Regions from separate parts of the Homo sapiens genome. Here region 2 is linked to region 1. A link is a contact called in ENCODE Hi-C or POLR2A ChIA-PET data. All regions are on one chromosome and are shown on one strand. Each heading gives the region's core, a stretch centred on a gene start or an enhancer-like site at or near the end of the contact. The rest is flanking DNA. Distances are from core to core; before and after follow the strand shown. Region 1 has its middle 120 kb from the start of LINC02889. Region 2 has its middle 25 kb from the start of SNX13.

The links. Hi-C counts contacts between places; a loop is a spot of excess contacts on that map. ChIA-PET counts read pairs that join two places held with the same protein, here RNA polymerase II (POLR2A).
Region 2: a map of PC-3 shows a loop between it and region 1 (4-fold over the local background). The contact joins two enhancer-like sites. A Hi-C loop is called at or near these places in 1 of 168 maps with a recorded cell type or tissue (PC-3). POLR2A ChIA-PET finds 5 or more read pairs at or near these places in 1 of 52 experiments (activated T-cell).

What each region holds. Positions count from the first base shown.
Region 1 is chr7:17,677,667-17,684,549 of GRCh38, forward strand. No RefSeq gene overlaps it. Among named protein-coding and RNA genes, the nearest start is that of LINC02889, 120 kb to the left of the region's middle. Within about 2 kb of position 3,330, at least 8 of the 41 ENCODE cell types and tissues checked have a DNase peak (open chromatin) inside an H3K27ac peak, as active enhancers do; they include PC-3, where a contact is called at or near this core.
Region 2 is chr7:17,961,690-17,968,572 of GRCh38, forward strand. It overlaps the pseudogene MRM3P2. Among named protein-coding and RNA genes, the nearest start is that of SNX13, 25 kb to the left of the region's middle. Within about 2 kb of position 4,047, at least 2 of the 41 ENCODE cell types and tissues checked have a DNase peak (open chromatin) inside an H3K27ac peak, as active enhancers do; they include PC-3, where a contact is called at or near this core.

The DNA.
Region 1 (6,883 bases), core at 2,080-4,579:
TAGACATGTCAAGATGCTTGGGATAGTTAAGCCCTTTGAAAGAGGTAACACAGGATGCAGTGAAACAAGGGTCATTTAACTATCTTAGAGGATGAGACTGGGTTTTTCAGGCGAAGAACAGAGGAAGTCTCTCTCAAGAAGAGTAGCAGCGTGTAAACTCTGGAAGTAAAAAGAAATACGGCTTATTTGAAAAATTGCTAAGCATAACTAGGAGATCAAGGCAATAGTCTTGCTTTAGAGAGAAATAAAGTTCAAGACAGAAGTAAGGGCCAAATCATCAAAGCCCTGTGTGCGCAGTGGTGTTTGCACTTCATCTTGAAAGCTCGGGGGAGCTATCAAAGAGCAATGTTGAGGATCAGATGAATGCAACAGGCATATGACTATGGAAAACAGAAGAATTGAAAGGATAAGGCTGGGTATGGGAACGATTCTCTGGAGTCCATGGCAGTTATCCTGGTGGGAAAAATAAAACAACTGAAGGATGGATTAAAGTATAGTAGTGGTAATGGAGCTAAAGAAAAGAGGAAAGCCTCAAGAGAGATTAAGGTCAAAAACATGATAAGTCTTATGACTTTGGGGCATGGGAGTGAAGAAGGGATTCATAAACACCCAACATCCTAGGCTGAGCAACTAAGTGGAAGGTAGACAGAGAAGCAAATCTGGAGAAAGTCCTCTGCCTAGAACCTCTCCCTGCAGAGAGCCCGTGACTCTCTTATTTACCTTGCTACAGTCTGGGCTCCAGGCCACCTCTCTGAGAGGGCTTCCTTGACTCTCCCACCTAAAATGCAAATACCGTCATCCTCCATTACCTTGATTAATTAGTGGTATTTTTCTTCAATGCATTCATCTGTTCCTGACAACATACTGTATTGTTTTCTGCTCATCTCGCCCATCAGAACACAAGTTCCATGTAGGTAGGAACAGTGTATTTCTCATTTGCTCCAGAGTGAATCTCCAGAGATGTATATGCCTGGGACAGAGTAGCTGCTCAGTAAATATTAATTGTGTGAGTGAGCGATGAGTTCAGTGCAGGACATGTTGAATTTTAGGTTTCTGCAGCACCTACGGTAGGACTTACTGAGATGCTGAGTAAGCAGTGAAAATGCAGGTCTGATGCTCGGAAGGAAAGCGGGGCTACATCCATCAGTGCCGCATGCATCAGCCCAGTGATGAGGATAGCCGGGATGAGGGGGCTGTGGGTGATATCCTCCCCAGGGGAGTGGAAAAGAGAAGCCAAGGATGAATTCCTGAGATCTTCTACATTTAATGGAGAAGAATAAGAGTCTGAAAAGCATCTGGGGCAGTTAAAGAAAACCCAGGAGGTAGCGATACCATGAAAGCCGAGAAAACAGTTTCAAGGAAAAGGTTTGATTAACAACAGGGCCAAAACCACAGAAGAGTCAAGAGAAAGATGTCCTGTTAAACACATATATATATATATAGTTTTCTCTCTCTCTCTGTCTCCCTCCCTCTCTTCCCCCAGCAAAATACCTAATGCAAGAAGTCAAGATTGGAGAACCAAAGCATTTTTCTTCTGATCTTTAACCACAATCCCACATTATCCATCATTTCTTTAACTGTAAATTTCTATTATAGCTTCTTATCACAGTTTCTAGCCCATAGATTACTGTATTTTACAAATATATATATTTAGAAGCATATATATATGTAGAGAGAGAGAGAGAAGCAGCCTTACAAAATTAATTCTAATTATTTTCAAAATCAAAAGTCATTTCAGTTCTAGGTCAGAGCTCCCAGGATCGCCTATGAAAAGTTCTGAAGGAAAAACCTGGATAACATTTCTCTTTCCACAAGTCTCGCAAGGACATTCAGACCATCTGATTCATAACTCCCAGGAGATCAGGCTGATCCAGCACTTGTCCTTGTAAAAGCCGAAACCCTTTCCTTGGGATGCAGCAGCCTTATCACATGACCTCGGCTGGCCTAGCAGAGCAGGTGGGTGTGACATAATAAAATGCATTATGAAGGCCACCCTAGGAACTTTGGGAAGGGACTGGACTTGCCTCAAAAAGTATGCACATCCAGTTGGGGCGCAGGAGGGAGGAGGGGCCTGAGAGGGTAAATAAAGCCAGAGCTGCTAGGAGCTGAATTCCCTTTCCAGCAGCATCCTGAAGTCTTTGTTTCAGAATAAACTGGTGACAAGGAGAAAGGAGAGGAGGGGAGGGACAAGCTGGTGTCCTTTGGCCCATTACGTGCCTTTAGGTTTCCAGTGGTTCTCAGGCTTGCTACTCATTGGAATTACCTGGGGAGCTTTGAAAACCCTGGTATCCAGGGACAGGACCCAGACATTAGTATGTTTTTAAGCTTTCCAGGTGATCCCAATGTGCAACCAAATTTAGAACTTTAATACAACTGCCTAGCCTAGGATCACTCCTGGAATGTCCTGGGAGGGCATTCTCCAGACCCGGTTATCACGGACCCCTGGAGAGGGTCAATGGTCATCACAGAGTGCAGGGAAATTCCCTGACCTTGTCTCGTTAAGCAGTGCAAGCAGCAGCAGTTTCACAGGGCACATGACCCCCATGGCAGCCAAAAAGGGAATTAGCCACTTCAGCGGAGACGTTGCTTAAGGCAAAGGAATTTCCCCTTGTGCTCCTCATTTGCCCAAACAGAACACACGGTTTACTCATCCATTCTGAAGAAAGATTTTGAGTTCTCAAGGATGTAGTCATTGTTCTATAAAGCCTTACAATTTAAAGTGTGAGCCCAAAACAGGAGTTTTGTCATCTTTGGGAAGCTTGGTGTGAATTCAGAATCTCTGGTTCTACCCTAGACCTGCCCAAAACTGTGTAAATACTGCTGGACTGGATGGAACACAGGATGTATTAGAATATTTTTCCTGTATTTAAATGTACACAAGAAAGGAAGACATGCTCATGGATTGACACATCTTGAGAAAGACTTGGGAGAAAAAGACAAAACAAATGTGTCAAAAAGAGAGAATGTAATACACAACCTTGCTTCATTTGAAACTGATTTTTGTTGTTTGTTTTTGTTTCGTTTTGTTTTTTACTTACCACCAGGAAATAGCTAAATTGAGTAAGAACATCTTAAAACTTAAGGGAGAAAAACTGAGTGATCAACCAAAACCTCAAGAGGAAATAATTAAGAATTTCTGGGGGGAAAATAGTGATAGTCTGTGAATGAGGACCCTACCGTATTAGCGCAATAATTAATGAGCCTAAAAGACACTGGTTACCATATGACTTTCCCTAAGCCTCAATTTCTTTAGGTGTAAAACAATACATTTAAATGAATAATCATTGTGGTCTCTTCTTGCTCAAAATTTTACCATTTGAAGATCCTTGACATTGAATCAAATATCCAAACCCAAATGAAAATAATTGTGCACAGTTTTAAGGATTATTTTACCACTAGGTGGCAATGTTGATTAAAAAATGTGAGAAACCAATGTAAACATCATTTTATTGTATTTTGTGGCTGACCTAAATCTGTTTTCCAAGGTTCGGGACATCAAAAAATTGAAGAATTGCACTACTATGCACTCGAGACCAAGAACTGAAACGTAGATTTGGAAAATATTCAGTAAAGGGACAACTGGAAAGGAAAGAAAAGCAGCTGCCTGAGGTTGACAGAGACAGTGAAACGCAGCAGGCCAAGCATAGAAGCTCACGGGATGAATGACCAGGGAGGAAATTCAGTAAACCTGGGTAGCCAAAGGATTCCAGATGCTGGTAATGTCCCCAAGGAGATTGCTGGCCCTTCATCCATGCTTGGTACCTTGAGAGGGCCCTAGGCTAAACACATGCCATGAGCTCTGATTGCTGGCAAGCAAATCTCATCACAATTTTTCTAATTTGTTTTATATCTGATTCCTAGCTACTATCTTCAATGTCTGGCTATTCCTATGGATTTCTGATTTTGCTGTGCTCTAGGACATAGCACTTCGGCTGTCCCTAGGAATTCATGCTTCAACTGCACCGCCTTACCTTGCTTCTACCTCCTGGACCTCACACAAACGACCCTAACTCAGGCAATGTTTGCACACCCCCTCCAGATTCCATGTCTGCTAAAGCATCGCATCTTGAAACTCCACAGAACCACTTCAAGCAAAGAATTACCAATCGTTAGGGCTGGAAGAAATTTAGAGATGTCATCATACCATTCCCTTTTCATTTTCAAAATAAAGGGAAAGAAACAGATATAATAATTACTTAATATTTAATAAGTTCTTGGCTGAAGGAGATTTATTAACTCTTATAACAAAAGTTCCAATACAAGCAGCTCCAGTTAATTCAATGGTTCAGCAACCCTATCAGGGCCCAGGTTCCCTCCACTCTCTCAACTTTGCTGTCTGCAGTGGACTGCCTAAGATGCCTTTGCATGCCAAGAAAGCTGTCTCAGCTCCAAGCACCACATCCGGACACACCAAAGTCCAAAAGAATGGGTCATTTTCCCCTTGTGCATCTCTTATTTAAAAATGAGAAAAAGCTTTCACGGAAACATACCAACAGATGTGCCTTCACAATTTATTGACCAGAACTGGGTCACCTGCCCAATCCTCCACAAGTCACTGTTGAGAGAACGGAAGGATCATAATTGGCTTTGACAAATCAGATCTGACTCATGTGGAGAAGAGGTGGACATTGGCACAAAACGGGTACTGCCAGCATGCAAGAAAAGAAAAATAAATCTTGGGTAAGTGAACCAGCACTGATTGCTGTATTGGGGTAGTGTAACTAAACACTAGGACATCACTGTGTTCAAGAAATAGGAGAGATCAGAAAAGAAGGAATGGGCACTTGCCTGTACTACCACTTTGTTGGGAGGATGAGGCGGGAGGATCCTTTGAGCCCAGGGGTTCAAGGCTACAGTGAGCTATGATTACACCACTGCTTTCCAGCCTGGGCAACAGACTGAGGCCCCATCTCTTTAAAAGGTTAAAAAGAAAAAGCAAGAAAGAAAACAGGGGACATTCAGGCAACTCAGACTCAAAGAATATTCCTTTAGCATCGGATATTAGTCCCACTATGACCTTCACTAGTCAGCTGATAGGAAGCTGATAGCTGCTGCTACTTCTCACACATCAGCATACTTTGCTCAGATGTATGCATCATTGTTCACTTGTCAAGCTGTTATGAGCAGCAGTTTTTCACAATGAACCAAATGAGGATGGAAGTTCAAATTAGGCTCTTAATTTGTCATCCGTTGATTCATGCACTGAAATTGAGCAAGCATTATTGCATGCTGTGACCCCTCACTCTCACAGAATTTACACTCAATCATTCTGTAATTATAAAAGCCCTATTTGGTAGCTGAGCCGAGAGATATCAAGACTGAACAGAAGCTCTCCTGGAACTTTCTCTAAGCCGATGGTTCTCACAATTCAGGTGTGTATCAGAACCACCTGGAGGGCTGGTTAAAACACGGACTGCTGGGCTCCACCACCAGACTTGTGGATGCAGTAGGTATGGGATGGGGTCCAAGAATTTGCATTTCTAACTTCCAGGAGATGCTGATACAGCTACCCTGGGGACATCATTGAGGACTATGGCTCTAGGCGAGTCTGAAAGACTCCCAAACTGTTCAAAACTGCTACAGCCTTGGCTTTAACCATTTCTGTGACAGAAACTTTCTAAGTCCCAAAAGCTGCCATAAGACCTAGCTCTCTCACACAAAGTCAATTCCATTTCTATGGATCTTGAAGGTATTACATCTATATCTGGTGGATCCTAGACTACACATACTCTGCTAACATATGCACAGACACACACACAGCTGGCTTTGGATGCTCGGGTATTCACTTATTTACTTAAAAAAAATTACTGAATGCTGCTGTATGCCACACAATGAGCTAGGCTTTTCTAGAAGAAATTAAAATACATATAGGCCCTTCTTAATGGCCTTGTGTGACATCAGAGAAGACCAAAGCATGTACACACATGTAGTTATATGTGTACATGTGTAACTACAATGCAAGCTTGCAATACAAGCCATAAAGAATATATAAAGGGAGGTGGGATGTCAGGACATAAAACAGCGTTTTATGGAGATAAGAAGAGGTTCCAAGAAAAGATGTGATGGTTAAGCTGGACCTTTAAAGAATGGGCACCGGGGTGGAATTGGGACACAGGAGATAAATCACAGGCCACTTCAAAGTGTAAACAATATGAGTCAAAGAACATTTTTAAAAAGCACTAAGTATCCAGTATATTGAAAATAAGCAACTCAGTATTATCAAGGTGAAGATGCTGAAGTTACACTAACTAAAGTGTTGAGAAGGCTTTTCAGTACCAGGACAAGGGAGCAACCAAAAGTTTTTTAAGCAGGGAGCTGAAATACTAAGTACTATTAACCCAACAGTGTTAGACTCGTTGGCAGCTAGCTACCTTTAAGAAACAGCCAAGATGTAAGATTAAATCAAAAATTCAACTGAGAATTTCCTTAGGATTCCCTGGGGATAGCTAGGAAGTCATTCAGTGTGCTACATGTATTTTTAGATGGAAGAAAAAAAAAGCTAATGCAAAAAGATATATAAATAACCCATGCAAGCAAACCCCAAGCTGAAACTTCACTTGCAAAAAAGGCATTTAATCAAGTCCACTATAATATTAAAAAATCAACATGTCAGAGTCAAAACCTCTTTGAATTTTAGAGCAAATCACATATTTAATGCTTTTTTTAAAAGCGTAAAGTCAAAAGAACTAGTTTCCACTTTTTCATGGTGACATCGCGATCAACCAGAAAAGTTCTTTTGTAAATAGCAGCTTTACACATCTGAGTTTTTAACCAAAACTCCTCAGGGCTTTCACAGTATTTCCCCAGGTATTCCTGGAAGAATACAAAGTGGGTTTAGATGACAGGATTAACTATATTATTATTTTAATAGTTGAATACTTAT
Region 2 (6,883 bases), core at 2,797-5,296, 280 kb after region 1:
CACATCAGGTATCCAAATGTAAAATATTAAATCATATAATTACTAGAAGAGAACATGAATGAGTTCATTTAAGACATGAATGTCAGTGCCGCTACACACATGATCCCATACCAGACACTGTATATAGGTGATCTCAATGAAAAGTTGCTCAAAACTCAGTGAGGAAGATACATTGTCATCATACCCACTCTGTCGATGGAAAAACCTGATGCAGATAAGCTATGAGATAGAAGGCCACATATTTCCCTGGGTGGTCTCTCTCAGCCTGATCATGTAAATTAACACCTTATATTCATAGGGATATTCAGAGTCTAAAGAAGATTTTAAGAAACAAGGTATCATACCCATTACAGGCAGCCTTGCAGCCTTCTTCAAATTCCTCATGCCACAGAACCTGCAGTGTAATGACACTAGTTAAGTCCAGGCCTTTTCGGGAAAAGCAAGGGAAGATACTGCCGAAAGGTCGCAGGCTCATTGCAGACGATCTGAAGGCTGGAGCTGTGCTGAAAGTTTTCTTCTCTAGCCATCTATAATACATAAAGAAGCTGCTCATCGATAAGCTGAAGGGTGTCAGCTTCATTAAGATGAAATTCGAGGACATCAAGGATTGGTCCAACCTAGTAATGCCACGAGAATAATGGGGATTTTTGCCAAACCTGACCATGCTAACATGACATATCCAAAGACTCAGCTTTAGCACTCACTGCCTTTATTATTGATTTGTGACAATCTCTGCGACCCTGGGAACCTGGGGACAATTCTGAGATCTCCAGCTGGGGAAGGCTGCAGCAAAGTGTTACTCACTTTGAAAGGATGTGTGGATGCCTGGGAGCCCAAAGTGCTACAGGCGGGTATGGGTGCACATTTCCAAGTGCCCATTATCGATAATCTGAAAACGAAACAGTGCCAAATTACCTGCCCCCTGACACCCAGGTCTGTGTGGCTGACAACTGAAGCCTTTATGCTCAGGCTCAGATGTCTAATAAAGCCAGTGACCATGGCTGGGTGTAGGATTGGCGATTCCTGAAGTTTCACAAGTATGAAGAAAAGCAAGGTCTAGAAACTGGAGCCAGTAAAGGTTTGCTGCCTGTTATTGAGGTTCAGAGTTATGACTTGGACTGGACAGAGGCACCAGCAGCTGTAATGGTTGGTGGCGTGACCTACGGCATGATCCTGGAATCTCTGTAGTTTGCCGAGAGCCCTGCGGGCAAGAGGCTGCTGATCCCTGTTGCACCTGGAGTGGACAGCCTCAACTCAGCCATGGCTGCACGCATCCTGTTTTTTGAAGGGAAAAGACAACTGCGGGTGAGGGCGGAACACTTGAGCAGGGACAGGAGTTACCACGGAGAGGGGACAGAAAAGTGAGTTCTGCTGAGGACATCTCCAGCTCCCCCTATGCTGGCACATCGTTAGGAGGCTGGCAGAGTCGGAAACTGTGGCCTCTCAGTTGGTGACTGTGGCCTCCATGTTCAGGAGGCAACAGGTAAGCATGATACCATCATATGGTTATAGGAAAAATCAGAATTTCCATAAATTTCTGCTATTCCTCAGAAATAACAGGTCAAAATCCTTCCTGAGAACCCCCATCTCTTCACTGATTTTGAGGTTATATCTTATTCTTTTCCTTGGTGACAATACAAATAGGGGATCCACATGGCTCTGTATGTGTGTTTTTAAAAATTGTCCACTGAGAAGCATTTCGTGCCCAGAAAGCTCCTGAAAGCATCATCTCGGGCAGGGAGGAATTTGCTCCACCAGCTGGTGGGTGTTTTGCAATCATCGAGCACTGGTTATAGGTCATGGCCAAGTCACTCACATGTGATCATTGGTCAATGGTAAATAAAATAAAGTGTAGAACCAGCAGATTACATTGAAAAGTTTTATTTGTGTGATCAAAAAAATAAATAAAATAAAACAGGAATGTAGGGAAATCCTTTCTAACTATGACTCAAAATCTAGAAGCATTAAGAGAAAATATTTTACTTTGCAGCTCTTATTGCCAAAGGGATTTTTATCCAGTGGAAGGCTGACTTCACCAGAGCAAGAAAAATCAGCCAGAGGCATCTGGGATGAATCTTGCAGCTACAGGACCAGCACCCAGACCATCTGTGAGATTTGGGCAAAACTGTGCTCATCAAGTGCAGCCTACCTCTACCCTCACAGTGTTGCCCACTTCATTCAACTGGGATTTTTTTCTCTATTAGTACTCCACCAAAATTAGAGCCTCTAGTCTGTTTCTCCAATACCCAGAGGCCCTGCATAGAATTTACTACCATTTTCCTACCAAAGGCCACATCCTATTCCGGAATTCCCCATACTATTAGTCGTTAACTAAGGACCTGCTTTAAAATAATAACTCAGAACCAGAATGCCATCAAATTGACTTCCTCTGGTACTTACACTTCCTTGTACATATTTATACCCTGATATGACATGGACCCCTTGCATTACCTGTCATCTCTAATAATTACTGCACAATTGGTTCTTCTCAAATAATGACTCCTGTTAGGACCAAGACCAGGGCTTCTTTCAACTTTGCATTTTGGACTACTAGCTTGGTTTCCTCAGTTTTTTACCTGCAGTGAAGTCACTCTTCTCAGTGATGCTTTTCCCACACTATCCTGCCTTTCCTTTCCTGTGTCCAGTCCCTATTGCTAGAATTAGCTAGCTTTCTTTAATCACCAAATTGCCTTTTATTATGCTGTGGCAGACATTATAGCGCTCACTTATATCTGTTCTTTCTTTCTGGAAACGTATTGCATAAAACTTCCCTGTCCACCTTTTAGTTAGGTGATATTGTCTTAGGTCAAGTTTCCCAGATCCAATCTGTAAGACAAGAATGTATATGCAAGTGATATATTAAGGAAATATTCTCAAGGAAGACTGTAAGGAAGTGATAGAAGCAAGACAGAGAATGAAATAAAGCCAAGCAAGGCAAAAGTCCCACACATGGTAGGCTTTAGGAAGATCCTACAAGAGAATTTTGGAGGGAAAACAATTTCTCAGAGTTATCCCAACCTGAAGCAAGGGAGCTGAGCTAATATTCCTGTACAAAACAGTCTCTAATCAACAGCCACAGACAGGCACGGTGGCTCACGCCTATAATCCCAGCACTTTGGGAGGCTGAGGCAGTCAAATCACTTGAGCCCAAAAGTTCGAGACCAGCTTGGGCAACATAGTGAGAGTCCATCTCTACAAAAAATTAGCCAAGCATAATGGTTCTCACCTGTAGTCCCAGCTCCTTGGGAGGCTGAAATCACTTGAGCCTGGGAAGTCAAAGCTGCAGTGAGCTGTGAACACACCACTGCACTCAGCCTGGGCGACACAGTAACACCTTGTCTCAAAAAAAAAAAAAAAATCAACAGCCACTTCAAAGTATGCACCAGGCATTTCTGGCTCTTGATGCAAAGGGGCTCCAGTAACCCAAATGGAAGCTATTGAAGAAGAGTCACAGGTGCTGGCCATTGAACACATGCCAATCAGGGATTTAAGCCAATGACAGACATTATCTGTTTCAGGTCTCAAGTGAGTAGTTCTCTGGCCAATGATTTTTGAATGGAAATTATTGTCACAGTGAATTTCACTTTCCGTGTGCACTCCTCCAGCAATTTTTTCTCCTTCCTTGTGTCAATCTAGAAGTCTATCTGCTTTAGAAAATGCAGCACCATAAGGTGGTAGAGTCTGGTCAGATTGCATCTTTGAGTTATGGAGGCAGAGCCTTCTTCTGACCTATGTTAGACATTTCTATTAAGTGAGGAATAAACTTAGTATGTGTTTGTTATTATAGCACATCCTCTCCTATCCTGACTAATACATATCCCATATATGCATTTTTCATTCAAAAATATTTGCTGAGCAAATATCATGTGCTAGATATTATGCTAGAGAATATAAAGACAAAAAAGAAATGTTCCTTTTCCTCAGAAAGCCCCTTATCATAATAGAGTCTAGTTAGTGCCATGATAGAGATATGTGGTGGGACCCAGAATGCTTTGTGAACAATGAGTAGGAGACTCTAAAAGAGACAGCAAGGCCAGGCAAGTCTCCTTAGAGATTCCACATGAGTCACATTATAAAGCATGAGTTAAAATTAGCTAGAAAAATAAAGGGGCTGGGAAAGGAAGGTCAACAGAAGCAGCCAGAACATGAGATGCAAAGTTCTGATTTGTGAAGGACAGGATACACTGATGACTCACTAATATATAACAATATACAAAGTAGTATTTTGATATTTTATTTGTTGTAGCTTGGCCTGTCAGATTGAACCACAGACTAGTTAATTGACAGGAAGTAATTTCAAATGATGAGCTAGTTCATGACCTAAAGCAAATTATTATTTTACTTCTCTGTGTCCTGTTTACCTATTCTGAAAGATGAAAGTACTGACCTGCTTCATAGAGATGTTGTTTAATTACTCTTCAAAGTTGCTTTGAAAATATCAAGGCCTTCTCAAACATAAAGTACTAGTACAATTTCCTTAGGAGCTGTGCTAACAGAAGAAAATGTAGGTTTAAATCTTTAGACTGGAATAAATCTAAAGAAGAAAATAATTATTGATTCCTTTCCACTAGTATTAGAGCAATTTCTACTGATACGTCTTTAATGATCTCAGGATAAAAAAAAAATGGTAAAGGTATGATTATTCCATGACAAGAATAGGAAAATTTTTAAAGTTACCACCCCTGGGCCGGACGTGGGCTCACGCCTGCTATGCTAGCACTTTGGAAGGTCAAGGTGGGCAGATCGCTTAAGCTCAGGAGTTCGAGACCAACCTGGACAAGCAAAACCCCATTTCAACAAAAAATTAAAAAAATTAGCTGAGTGTGGTGGCGCATGCCTTTAGTTCAGGTTACTTGGGGGACTGAGGTGGGAGGATCACTTGAGCCCAGGAGGTCGAGGCTGCAGTGAGCCGAGATCCTGCCACTGCACTCCAGCCCGGGTGACAAAGTGAGACCCTGTCTCAAGAAAGAGAAAAAAGTTACCATCACTGGAAGGGGCTTCCAGGGAAAAAGTACTCAGATGACCCATTTTACCCTTTTAAATTTAAATACAGATGATCATGATAACTAACATCTAATGAGCAAAATAATATGTTCTAGAATGGTTCTATGTGTTTTTCCATGTATAATCTTTGGAAATTATCTAGGCAACTTTATCTCTAGATAGTAAAAAACCTAGATAGGTTTATTATTATCTCTGTCTTGCAGACAAGGAAATGCAGGCACAGAGAGTTTAGCAATGTGCCCAGGGCCACTCATTATATTCCACGGTACTCATGATATTCCTGAGTACTTGTGTGGCTCTGAGAAACTCTGTTTCTCTGTGTCTTTTTAAAACATCCACAATTTTCCTTTAGGGCTCACGGGAAGAACAGTACCTTTAAGGTATTTCTATACTCGTGGTAAAATTTCTGCTTATATGACCAGATTAATAAAAGCCGTTATCTTAGAAGGCAAACTGTATAGAAAAGTTCATCTGAATTCAGCTTTTCCCTGACCACTTTTATTGACATTACTCAGTTGACCCGTCTGTTTCCCAATTTAGCTTCCCTCAAGATTGTGGGAAATTTCTGATTTTTCTCAGGAACAATTGTGGATATGACTTTTTTGTGCACCACTGTTTCTGAAACTTCTGCCCACATTTAATGCCACTTCCTTATTAGGAATTATAATTATTAATGTCACTGTCTTACTATTGTCCCTAATTTGTCTCTAGAATTGAGACAAAACTAGAAAGCCTGCCATAGTTTCATTTCACTTACCAGACCAGTCCCTGGCTTTCTTCTTTGCCCATGCTGGTATATGACATTGAGCAATAATACACACTAAAATAATCCCCCATATTTTCTGTTTTTTAAATACCAATAATATGCACCTTCCTGTAGCGTATTTTTAGTGTTCTCAAATGTATTGAAGTATGGAAATCATCTGTGATCTACATACTGAACAAACAATATTAGTATTGCTTAATGTTTCCCTTCATAGACTTTTTTCTGAGGCCCCCATTCAGACTACAGCATTAAAGAAAAGCTAATGTCAATCAAAATTCAAGTGAATTATAACTAGCAGTGTGTGAGCAGTATAATCGATTAGATCAATCTGAAAAGATACAATTATGAAAGCAGAATTGTGTCTGCTTCTCTAGTGGGCATGTCTAATTATTTTTATTTGCATGGAATATTAGTCAGACATTTAATAATTAAATATAGATTCACTTATAGAACAGCAATGCAAACAATAGCTAATATTTATTGACCACTTACTATGTGCCCAGCAGCGTGCTAAGCATTCAGTTTGCATGATTATCATCTAATACCTCCCAAACTCTATAACCTATATCATATATATATATATACATATATAAATAGTCCATATGCTAGTTGATACGCTGATTGATAGATGGCAGAACATATTCCCATTATATAGACTGAACAGATGTTTCATTGATATGGTTTTATGAGGGCTATGAAAATTTATCTCGTCGCCCTACATTAACATGCAGTTTTCGCACTTATCACCTATTTCATGTAGAAAATATCTTTTGTTCTCTAAGGGTTAGATCATTTATTCCAGCGAGTTCTATCAGGAAAATTAGCCTGACATTTAGCAGTCTTTAGCAAGAGTCAAAATTTACCAGAATGAACCGTAAGGAGAGATTAGAGGAGGAAAGGATTGTACCTGGGGCTTAGGATCTTTATCAGTTCAAACAACAGCCAACAAAAAGACAGTATTAGGTTGGAAGAGGCATAATTGGGAGTACAAAAGAAGGAAAAAGAAAAAAAGAGTCACAACTTTGGATTAGAATCATAATATTGGCTAAAGGCAGATATAATTTCCATTTCACACAAAGGGAAATTAAGAGATCAATAACCACACAAAGTTAC